Linked DNA regions of Homo sapiens: region 2 is linked to region 1. Evidence: chromatin contacts called from ENCODE Hi-C or POLR2A ChIA-PET data. All regions are on one chromosome and are shown on one strand. The core of a region is the stretch at or near the end of the contact, and the rest is flanking DNA. Distances in the headings are between cores, read along the strand shown. Region 1 holds the start of ANKRD44-AS1 (ANKRD44 antisense RNA 1). Region 2 holds the start of SLC39A10 (solute carrier family 39 member 10).

Region 1 (6,123 bases), core at 284-2,783:
TCCATAACTACAGAAGTATCTTCTTGTGGTCATGAGTAATTTTAATTTTTGAGAATCTCACAAATTGGAAGCTAAATAAAGCAATTCAAGTGTCCTTTAAAAACAACAACAAAATCAGCATGTAGAAATGAAAGGTACTCTCAGAAAGGTGGCAATCTCCTGCTACATTTGAGGAGGCTGGAACTACTGTATACAAGATATATGGATTAACTCAGTCACATTAAATCATTCATGATTTAGGCAACTCCAGATTGGGTTTGTCTAAAATCTGTTAGCACCTGGGTTCTTTCCAAACACCAGCAAGCAATTTTTACACAATCAGGTCTTTCCAAAGCCCATGACAATTTTCCTTTAAACCCTCTCCTTCCCTTCTACTGTTCTTTTCTTTGAATTCCACGTGCATTCTTGGAAAGACAGCAAGCAGTTAAACTCTCACCACCTCTCCACAGGTGAGGGACTAGGGACATGTGTAAAACGGAGTCACCTTCCTGTTCTGGCCATTGTCAATTTTTTTTTTCCTAAGGCATCTTGTTATAGCAACCATTCTAAAATTGTTATAGCAACCATTCTAAAATTTAAGGCAGTGGGTTGATCAGGACCTGAATTAGTTTCTGCCTGAGATGACTGGAAGGTCCCCTACTCCCTCCCCAGCCAGAAAAAGTCACATGGAATGAAAATCTATTAGAGAATCCCCTCAGTGTAGTCTTTCAGGAAGCATCTTCTCATTTCCCCATCCAAAATCATGGTAAGGACATCCAGTGACAGATGTCAAAGGGAAAGGATAAGGCAGCAGGAAGAGAGAGGAGCCTAAGAGACTGGAAAACATTCGATAATATAAAATGGGAAAATGGGAAATTCTGCAAAAAAAAAGAAGTCATATCATATTTCCTTTCACAGACACCAACCCAGTGCGTAGCTCCTTTATTTCTTTACACACTACCCCCTCCAACAGGGGATAAAAGATATGTTTTCTAAAACTTAATTTGGTACATTTCAGATAACCACATTCAATTCAACAAAGATGTATTAAGCATAAGACATTTACTGAGCATAAGAAATTCAGACACTGGAGGCCGGGCGCAGTAGCTCATGCTTGTAATCCCAACACTTTGGGAGACCAAGGCAGGCGGATCACTTGAATCCAGGAGTTCCAGACCAGCCTAGACACATGGTGAAACCACATCTCCACTAAAAATGCAAAAATTAGCTGGGCACGGTGGCGCACACCTGTAGTCCCAGCGACTCGGGAGGCTGAGGTGGGAGAACCAACTGAGCCCAGGAAATTGAGGCTGCAGTGAGCCATGCTCACACCATTGCACTCCAGCCTGGGTGACAGAGTGAAATCCTGTCTCAAAAAAAAAAAAAAAAAAAAAGAAAGAAAGAAACACAGAAAAAGAAAAAGAAAGAAAGAAATTCAGACACTGGAATGTCAGAGTCAGTCTCTCCCTTGATGAGGTTACCAAGGTGTAACAGGAAGTATACAAATACGCACAGCTAGAATGTAAGGCACAGGCCGCAGGAGAAGTGCATGGAGAAGGGAGAGAAATTGTACCTGGCCTCCTGAAAGACGCAGCCTCTGAAATGAATATTGAAGACTGGGGAGGATTTAAACAGGTAGAGACGGATGGAATGGTAAGGGACTTTCCCTTCTTCATATTCAGAAGGCTGTGAGCAGAAGCTAGGGAGCCTGAACATACACAGGGAACAGTTTCATTTGGCTGGAGGAGGGGAGAAGTGAGGTAAGCTGAGTAGTAGACAGGGATCCTATCATGGAAGGTCTTGAATACCAAGCTAAGAAATTTGAGCTCTCTTCTGTGGAACTGGGGGAGCAGTGGGTGGTTTTTGAGCAGGGGAGTGACCTAAGATTTGTGCTTTAGAACAATCACTCTAAAAATGGATTGTATGATGACCTGGAGGAAAAGGCTGGAGTGTCATAACAAGTTAGGAAACTGCAATAATAGTCTGCACAAAGGGCTCTGGGGATGGAGTACCGCTCAGTTGTCAGAGGAAGCATTCTTCTGGTGGTAATATGTGAATCTAAAAGGTAAATTTGACCGGGCATGGTGGCTCACGTCTGTAATCCCAGCACTTTGGGAGGCCGAGGCAGGTGGATCACCTGAGGCCAGGAGTTTGAGACCAGCCTGGCCAACATGGTGAAACCCCGTCTCTACTAAAAATACAAAAAATTAGCCAGGCATGGTGGCGTGCCCCTGTAATCCCAGCTACTCGGGAGGCTGAAGCAGGTGAATCGCTTGAGCCCGGGAGGTGGAGGTTGCAGTGAGCTGAAATCGTGCTACTGCACTCCAGCCTGGGCGACAGCAAGACTCCATCTCGAAAAATAAAAAATAAAATAAAATAAAATAAAATGTAAATCTAGCTCCACCTTTAATGTAGCAAGGGCTAGCCTCCTCAGGAGTGGCTGCCTACATTCAAAACGATTCTCACCAACTTCTTCCACAGGACACAGGGCTCGGGAGCAGCGCCAGCCCGACATCGGCGGAGGAGCACCGGAAGTTCTGCAGCACTGGCTTTCTTTGCTCTTCCACCTATGCAAGCTCCTTCTCTCTTGTGGCTTGCCGAGCCTGGTTAGCTCTGAGACCGGAAGTTCTGAAGTCAGCTGGCATCCTACATCTGTGCAACCTACTTCTCTCCCCATCCCACCACAGAAACCAGAGCCTCGAGGCTTTTGGCTTGGGTGCTGCCTTCACAGTTTAGGTTTTGGTAAGAAGAAAGCTTATCTTCATGTCATGAGAAAGAAAAAAAAATGTATCTTTACGTAACGAGCTGAAAGAACAAAACAAGTATACCTAAGCCAAGTACATGCTATCTTTATTTCTTTATTTCCACACTGAAATTTAGTCAGGGATAAAACTTACTTTTTTAATCACACGAAGTTTGAAAAATAGGAAGTACTATGGGAAACACCTAATGCATCAAAACCCCTGTGCATTTTATCTTTGTCTTATGTTTGCTGGATTTTAATCTTAGTAGGTTTCCTGTTGCAACAATACAAAAACAGATAAAGAAAAAACTTAATAACCTTTCCTACCACAAATGTGAACAGCCCGTGTTCTTGTTGGTAGGTACAGATACAGATATATGAGATTATCGTTATTTATTATCAGAAAATGGGATTTTACTATTTCCCACACACACACTTTTTTTGAGATGGGGGTCTTGCTATATTGTCCAGGGTGGTCTCAAATTCTTGGGTTCAAGCGATCCTCCCACCCAAGTATCTGTAATCCAAGTAGTCTGGATTACAGATGCATACCACCATGCCTGGCTTATTTCCCTCTCTTACAATTTGCAAAAATAATGATGTACTGAGGACATCCCCCAGGTCGATAGCTACAGGATTAAATCATTTCTCTTAATAACTATATATAATACTATTCCATTGTATGGATATGCCATAACATATTCAATTATTCCCCTTCGAATGGGCATTTGGGTTGTTTCTAGTTTGTACCACAACAAACAAGCCTCTATCAGTGCTTATCCACATTGCACAGAGAAGTGCTACCAGAGCCAAAAGCATTTTCTGAGTACCTACAATATGCTATTTTTATGAAATATACAAAAGAAATGTGTGACATAGTCCTTTCCTAAAAGACTGCCAAATATAGTTGGGGAAATAAGCCTAACCCACACAAAACACTTAAACTGTGTAAGACAGTACTGAACCATGTTCTACAGACCTCATGCAAATGGATGCCAAGTTGTCCTTCTGCACAATGACAGATTGGAGAGGTAATCTGGAGGTGCCTTTAGCCATAATATTCTAGGAGCCTTCTTGATTCAGAAAAGGGGAAGCATGAAAGGCTAAGAAGCCAGAGTGGTGTCTCTGGAGGAGGCAGGACTTGAACAAGGCCTGAACATGGTTTAGATGGAGGAAGGAAAAAAATGTATTTTGGAATGACAAATGAGGCAGGGCACAGCACTGACTTTAGACATGTATATGCTCAGGAGAATGTCCTGAGTTACAGCATTTCTAAACACCCTCTTCTCATACTCCTCCCACCACCACCACTCGCCAGACTCTGCTTAAAGATATAAAAAATTCCCAAGCTTGGCTGCTGCAGAACATCACACTAACACTAATTTAAAATGCACTACTTCCAGACAGCACGAGCTTGAAATTACCTCCAAATCTCTTCCTTCCCTGTCCTTCTCATGCCCTATGCTACCCCCTGCCAAAACACATACAACGCTTGCTGTGCCCTTCAAACAACAGTAGTCATTTAAGCTGCTCCTGCCCATCTGGAAAATAATATGAATAACATGAAAGAAAGCAATAATGAAGTGACTGGAATTTAGCAACCAAAAAGACCTCAGTTCTTTTGATAATCAAAAACTTTGTTAAAATGTTTACATCGACAGTCACTACAGTGTTGGTCTTTCACTCTATGTTGCAATAGTATGTTTGCAACTTCTCCAAATCCATTTAAATGAAAATATTTAATAACAAGTTTTAAATTTTATCAATTGTTAAATATGATTTGAAAGTTTAGTGTATGTCCTGATATATAGTATGCCTTGAGACTGAATATAAGTAGCTCTATGGGAAAATTCTGAAAATGAATTAGGAATAAGTAGATTAATGTGCTTTTAGTCTCAAAGACTAGAGATTAAAAAGGCATGGGTAATTTTTAACTGAGAGGTGGTGCCACAGAGAAGTCTATGATTCTCTCTTTTTCATTACCCATCCCAGTTTAAAATTAGCTTGCAGCATGTTTTTTAAACATTAGGAAAACAAGATGCACTCCCAGAATGTTCATGTGAAGGGCACGTGTGAAGACATAATCTTGACAGTCATATTACAGAAAATAAGGGAGTGAGTTACTGAGTTTTTAACAAGGAGAGTAAGTTACTGAGTTTAAATAAAACCTAATTTGCTGTGTGTTTTTATTTAGCAGAATTTTGAATGCCCGTTGCCTCCGTGGCACTAGGCAACCACAAAGGCAACTGAGGTCTGAGACAAGGCATCAGGGAGATAGGATCCTTTGGCCTCCTCTGGCCCAACTGACATAACTGAGGTTGGTTCCTTTCCTGGTATCCACACTCCCCTCTCCTCACCAACAATCCCCCTGACGTTGGCTCTGAATGATGTGGAGACCCTGTTAGTGTCGTCGCATGTTAAATCTAGATTTGGGAATCTGCACTGCACACCTTATGTCAAAACTCAGAGCTGTTGTTTTTATATTTTGTTTTTGTGTTTTGTGTTTTTATTTCAGATGCAGGGGATACATGTGCAGGTTTGTTACACAGGTATACTGTGTGATGCTAAGGTTTGGGCTTCTAATGATCCCATCGCCCAAGTAGTGAACATAGTGCCCCATAGGTAGTTTTTAATCTCTTGCCCTCCTCCCATCCTGCCCCCTTTTGGGATTCACAGTGTTTACTATTCCCATCTTTGTGTCCTTGTGTACCCAATGCTCAGCTCCCACTTGTAAGAACATTCATAGCCACTGTTACCTCATCACCATGTAACATTCCAAGGGTTTAAAATGCACAATACAATCATAGTTCTTTTGAGATCATGGTTGACTGTCCTGACAAAGGAGAACTTTTAGCTGCCCCTCCTCCACCCAGGGATAGAAGTGGACTTGGTGAAAGGCAGGTGGCCTGTGACAGCAGTGGCCTGCCCAGGCACGCAGAGGCTTGCTCTCACTTTTAGAGTACTTGGTACATTTGGCACTGTGCAGCAACTTTTTGCTTCTTGAATTGTGACCAATCAAAAATGATGAAACAAGGCCATTGAAGGGAGTGGAAAGAAATTAACTGATGCGCCAGGAGTCCTGGTCTACCCTTGATCAGTAGGTGTTACATAACGGAGGGCAAGTCACAGAGCAGGCAGAAACCTCTGTTTTCTTACCAGAAAAGATAGGTCCAAAATGATCGACTCCTCCAAGAACAATAAGGGAAAAGATGAGATTTCAGATGGAAAAAAAAAAAACCCAATAAGGGGTGGTCTAGGTGACTATAATCTCACTCTGCCAGAAGAGCTAGACGACCAAGCTTGATGCACACAGCAGGGGAAGTAGCAGGACCAAGCTGCTCAGAACTGGTCAGAGTAGTGGACAATTTCGTGCAGATCTTACAGGCCTCTTTTTTGTTTTT
Region 2 (5,719 bases), core at 382-2,881, 1.5 Mb before region 1:
TTTAAAACGATCCCCTTAATTTATCAATGAATCTGAGGACCACAGCTATTGTCTCACATTTAGTGGCAATGGTGAGACTTGAAACTAGGACTCAGGCTTAATCTCTTTTCTCCACACCTCAGGACTTCTCCCTTTGTAAGCAGGAGTGAGGTCCATGCTCTGGCTTTCCAAACAAGGAAAAGGGCATATGAGTAGTTCAGTGTTCTGAACTACGTATGGCAATCAGTAGGCATTTATCAAGCACCATTTTCGTTGTTTTGGATGTTTTTTGTAGAGATACAAAACAAAAAATAACCTTCTTTCATGAAGGTATAATATGCAGGTTAGCGGGACTACCTAGCCGTCCATACTGAATGGGTTTGGAAATCCCAACTCTTTTCTCTACCTGCTCTGTGATACCAGGCAAGTTAAAGTCTTGTGTGCCTCAGTTTCCTACCTCACCGTGTTATGGTGATTAAATTAATATATATGTGGAGTACTTGACACACAGTCAAGCCTGCGATTACTGCTGTTCATGGTTTTATTTTCTCTACTAGACACCAGTAAGGCACCCCCAGAACTCGCTGTGTTAAGTAGATTCTGGTTGGATATAGAAACACAGGCACCCCAGGCGGAATGCAGATACGCCTCAACATGTGGATTAAGTAAGAGCCAGGAAGCAGAGTAATGAAGCAAAAATAAGACGTCCAGAGTCACCTTTTAAGAAAATGTGGGTTGGTGGTTGCTTAAGAGGGGAGGAGACAATTTAGATGGGATGTATGGCGTGAGCAAAGGGCAAGAATGAGCACGGTGTAGGCACAAGTCCATGGAACTGCTTGGCTGGATCGGGATTTTTTTGTCATAGAGTGTTAAGAAATAGTCGATCAGTTGAGGAGTAGAGGAGTGAAGACCTTGGAAAGTTGCCAAAAGCCTCGAGAATTTCTCTACATGTGTGACATGTTCTCAGGACTCAACTTTTTCTTTTAGGTTTGGAAGACCCGCAGTAAGTGTGCTTTAGAATTAAATGGGTGGGAAGGGGAGCTAGGCAAAACACCTCGCACTTAGCACTAAATAAAGTTCGCTGTTGCCCTAAGAGACTGAAAAGGTTACTTTAACAAAGGGGGCGGGGTTAACTTAACGTAGATGTTTAACTCGTATACAGATGAACATTCCAGTTGATCACTCTGAAGCTTTTTGGCTAAAGCGTTTGGGTTTAGAGCTTCCATTACTCATTCGCCTTGCCCAAGGCCTCAGCAACCGACGTTCGAAAGCCAGGAGAAAAGGCGAATGATAAAGGGCGCTCCACGCATGCGTTAAGAAGCCGCCCCAACTCCCCCGCGGCGTTCTTTCTTGGAACAAAACTAGCGCGGAGCCACGGAACTCCGCAGTTTGCGTAGACTTGAATTTCCTATTCCTCGGACGATCCATGTGGAATCCGTGAGTAGTGCGACTCCTTTACGCAACTGGCGTTATCCGAAGTGAATAGCTAGGTGGCGCGTGTACGCCCATAGCGTAGCACCCATAGGCGGACGGGGTGCGGCTGCGCAGGGAGCTGAGTGGACCTTGTACGCCGCAAGCGTAGCAGGGTGTCAGACGCGCCGGTTTCTGCGACGCAGTTAGCGCAGTCTGCTTTGGTGAATACACGATTTGGTGCAGCCGGGGTTTGGTACCGAGCGGAGAGGAGATGCACACGGCACTCGAGTGTGAGGTAACTATAAAACCCCGATTTGTTTACATTCCCTCCCCCAGAACCGGCCCCGTGCGCGGCGGAGACTGCGAGTCCCGGGACGGCGTGGGGGTAGAAAGGGAGAACAGAACCGGGGAGTCGGGGCTGGTTCCCTCGGGGATGCGGGCGCTGGGGTTCCCGCAGCTGCTGCAGTCGGCGGCGGCCAGCCGAAGCAGAGCGCGTGGTGGGCAGAGTGTTGGGCGCCGCGGCTCCTCGTGTGCGGTCTGGGCTGCTGCGGGCCGCGGGATCGGGAGCCGGCGGCATCCACTTCGCGTGCGGAGCCTCGCGCCCCCCTCACCTTCCTGTGGAGGTTGGCGGAGCCTCGCGGGCCGCGCCCGGGGTGGGGGAGTGACCGCTGGGCGGGTGGCGGCGGTTAGGGGGCTGCGCGCCGGCCGCGGATGGCGTCGCAGGCGCGGGCGGGCGAGGCTTTGGGGATCTGTAGGCAGGTCTTCGGGGGCTTGGCGACCAGCGCCCCGGTTTTTTCTTCTCCAGTCCTTCTCTCTGGTCTGTAATGGGGCGAGGGGACCCCGGGATGGAGCCTCGGCACCGCTGTTCCGGACCGAGGCTAACGGACGGCGGCGCCTCTGCTCCTACTAGTTTTCTCCCGGACCAACCGAAAAGCCGAGGCGGAGCGCGGGGGTGTGAAGATCTCGGCCTGCTGGGGGTCCCTGGAGCTGAGGGTGAGGGTGGGGCCGGGTCGGTGGGACAGGCCGGGTGGGCCGGAGGTGGCGCGGCCGCACGGCTTTGTTCCGGAAAGCCCTTAGGTGGAGAGCGATGTGGGGCGCGGCAGGGGGATCGCGTAGAGGAACCTTCGCGCACCGCCTCTCCGGGTCTGGGAATCTGCTGAACTCCTTGCCTCTCCTGGGGTCCCTCGAACGCCCCAGCTAAGAAGGGCGGGGGCCTTGCCAGGGCGCGAGCAACATGACGTTCAAGGTCTTCCTGTGGCTTCTGTAAAGAAATGTTCACGTGGGAGCCTGTCCACATGGGCTGTACTAAGGATCTGGCACGAGGAAGAAATATCACTGCAGAACCTGAAGCCCTCCGTTGGAAGGGTCGTTCACTCGAGTACCTATTCTAAGTAACAGTGACACAAAACACATGTTAGAAAAAAACAAAAAGTATGGTAGGTTATACTGTTTTTTAAAAGAAACTTTTATTTATGCCTTTTGCTGTTAAGTCCTCTAATTTTACATTGGAACTGAGTCATTCTTGGAGCAAAACTAGAATAGGTTTGTATTTGTTTTCTTTTTGGATGTGTATCTAAATTGTACATAATTAAGAAAAAGCAAGTAATGGAAAAGCTGGAGATGTAGAACTTAGTTCCTTCTAACTTAGTATGCAATTGAAAGCCTCAAGTCAAGACTCCTGTGTATTGTTTTGTATTAGGACTCTATTGTACAAATATTTGAGTACCTTAATATGAGTCAGTTACTTTTTCTAGATCTTGGATCCATGCCAGACAACGCACATTCTGCAGACACTGGTTACTCCAGTGGCTCCTTACTGGAAACATATAATATCAGTGATAAGTGCTGTGAAGAAAATAAAACAATGATGTGCTGGTATGGATTTTTAACTTTTTTATGTGATGAACCACAGAATGATGGTTTTAAATGTATGAAATACATAGAATTGCAACAGAAACCAGTTATGAAATAATGAAGATATTAAATATGACATCTATATTTTAGTAAAGCATTAGTGAGGACTGTAAATGATCTTTAAAGAATTTGGCTTAAATTTAATCTAAAATTGCTATCAGGTATTTCACATCGCTGTAATTTTTGCCTGCATTCGTAACTGAAGAGATAAGTAAATGTCAGAGGTTAAGATAAATCTTTTTCTTTTTTTACCTGTCCATATTTACAAACATTCTGCGTTCCGTACATAGACGCCTGGATAAGAACCCCTGTGCAAGAATGACTTTGGTGCTACTTTAAAAAAAGTGGTTGGGGAAGACCTCATAGGAAATGACATCAATAATAGATTGCATGATAACCTATACTAGTTCTTACTGTTACCAATTTAAATTCTAACTGCTTAAAAGCTAACACGGTCCTTCCCTTTTTTTGAGCACCTGATTTGAAGTACTTTGAGTAGGCCTCAAGTGTCGTATGCAAGTACTAATCTAGGGGGTGTGCCTTTTTCAAAAGTGATTTTTGGAGAAGATAGGATGTAGTATTATAGCAAGGAAAATTCAGCATCTGGGATGATCATTTCCTTCTGATTAGAGAAATTTACCTTGTTAATATTCTGTTCACCCAACCCTTCTACCCTCAGTGTTGACCAATACTGGAAAAAATTTAGGGCTTTGGAGTGAAATTTTAAAAGTTCAAAACCTTGATCTATTAATTAGTTTGCTTACCTTGAGGAAGTTGCTTATCTTAATCTTCTATTTGAACTTCAAGTACAAAAACCCTACTCACGGACTTAACTGTGACCATTAAATGAGATAACCAAAAGGCTGAAGATGATAGTGAGTTGATTTTACCTTTTTTCTACATACAGATGTTTCAGTTCTTTCATTAGTGGTTGAAGGTCTGCGTTCTTTTTCTCCCTCCACTCCCTCCTTGACTACCCCCAGAATGAGCTTTGATGGTCTCTACTGGGCCTTTGGGGGGGATACATTATCCTGTTGTTTTTGTTCTGTTACTTATATATAATACTCATGGATTTATTTCTACTTCTCTTCCATTTTCTAATTTATAATAACATGTGCATCTTGTTTTCCCTGCCAAACTAAATTTCGTGAGGGGGTACATACTGCACAGTTTTTTTTGTCACATACTGCTTATGACACATGAATATGCAGAGCTTGTCAAGCTCTTTAATTAAGTTTAAAATGCTAATTGAGTGAATCAAAACTTAACCATTATGGTTAGGCTAAAAATGTCAGCTTGTGTTTATATAGTGCTTACCTCAGTATTGGAAATGCCATGAGTTTAGTATCAGAAGGACATTATTACTAGTGCATTTTAAAGTGATACCAGTCATAGTTGCAAAAGAAAGTACACAATGGGAAATGGAAGAGAAATGTAGGGAATCAAAACAACTAGTTTTTTCCTTTATAACGGAAGTTTTATAATTCATCTTTTATGTAAGTGTAATTCTCATTAAAAATACCCTAAAGCTTAAAGTTTGCAAGGCTGCCCAGCCTAACCCACAACAGTTTGATGCTGCCCCCTAGCGTTTGATTCCCTTCACCTTTTGCTAAAATAAGGTAATGTTTAAATTACAATTAGATTTACTTACTGCTGTAAATCTGGTCTATTTTAGTTTCCTCTGGGTAGTTAGTGTTGCTAATAAGATGGACGTAAGTGTTTTTGAACTGGTGAATTCTGATTGCTTTTAGCCCCCAGTTTTCCAAATAGGGGTGAATTTTGGGTAGAGATAGAACAATCACCAAGTTACCTTGCTCCAAAAAAGAAATTTACGTATGGGATTGTTTTCAAAGCGGGAAGTTAGCTGTGTAAATAACAACAATTTTATATATTTAATCTGGGCTTCTCCTTATCTTGAATGATATAAAAATCTACTTTCTAGATTAATTTAGTTCCATATAACTTTGTATTGCTTTGACTGTACTGATAATAAAGTTTGAAAGTGTTAAATTTACATTGTGAGCTTTTTTTTAAAATTCGAATTTATTTTCTATGACTTTTATAGAATGATTCTTAAAAAATAGTTTCAAGGACCTCTTCATAGCCACAAGATTTCCTTTTTTATATCATTAATATTATTTTATGTGAATACTATAATGAAACCCAAGTATTCAGTTTACACACAGATATTATAACACAATATACCACTACACAAAGGCAATGAACAGATAACATTCTACAAAATCTACTTTACAGAAAGGATTTTCTGTAGTCAATGCAAACTCTTAAGGTTTTAGGTTTTATTTAGATTATTGCAATATCAGTATTTCAAACTCTTTTTTTTCTTTTTATTATCCCTTATAAGTTCTATGGATAGGCCACAGGATAACTTTTAGCTTTTTCTAAAATATCC

What was found. A loop is a pair of places that touch in the nucleus more often than their neighbours do. ChIA-PET counts read pairs that join two places held with the same protein, here RNA polymerase II (POLR2A). Pooled maps may share reads with other maps.
Region 2: a loop to region 1 is called in a map of naive thymus-derived CD4-positive, alpha-beta T cell, with 21 times the contacts of the local background. The contact joins the promoter of SLC39A10 here to the promoter of ANKRD44-AS1 in region 1. A Hi-C loop is called at or near these places in 2 of 168 maps with a recorded cell type or tissue (gastrocnemius medialis and naive thymus-derived CD4-positive, alpha-beta T cell) and 6 of 50 pooled maps. POLR2A ChIA-PET finds 5 or more read pairs at or near these places in 1 of 52 experiments (activated CD4-positive, alpha-beta T cell).

What each region holds. Positions count from the first base shown.
Region 1 is chr2:197,196,458-197,202,580 of GRCh38, forward strand. It overlaps ANKRD44-AS1 (ANKRD44 antisense RNA 1), which reads left to right and starts at 1,534. Exons shown (of 2, transcript NR_135584.1): 1 at 1,534-1,632; 2 at 2,461-2,816. All of the region lies in intron 1 of ANKRD44 (ankyrin repeat domain 44), which reads right to left. RefSeq lists an enhancer at 2,580-2,649.
Region 2 is chr2:195,655,595-195,661,313 of GRCh38, forward strand. SLC39A10 (solute carrier family 39 member 10) reads left to right here and starts at 1,632. Exons shown (of 10, transcript NM_020342.3): 1 at 1,632-1,687. RefSeq lists silencers at 1,901-1,950, 1,981-2,100, 2,301-2,400.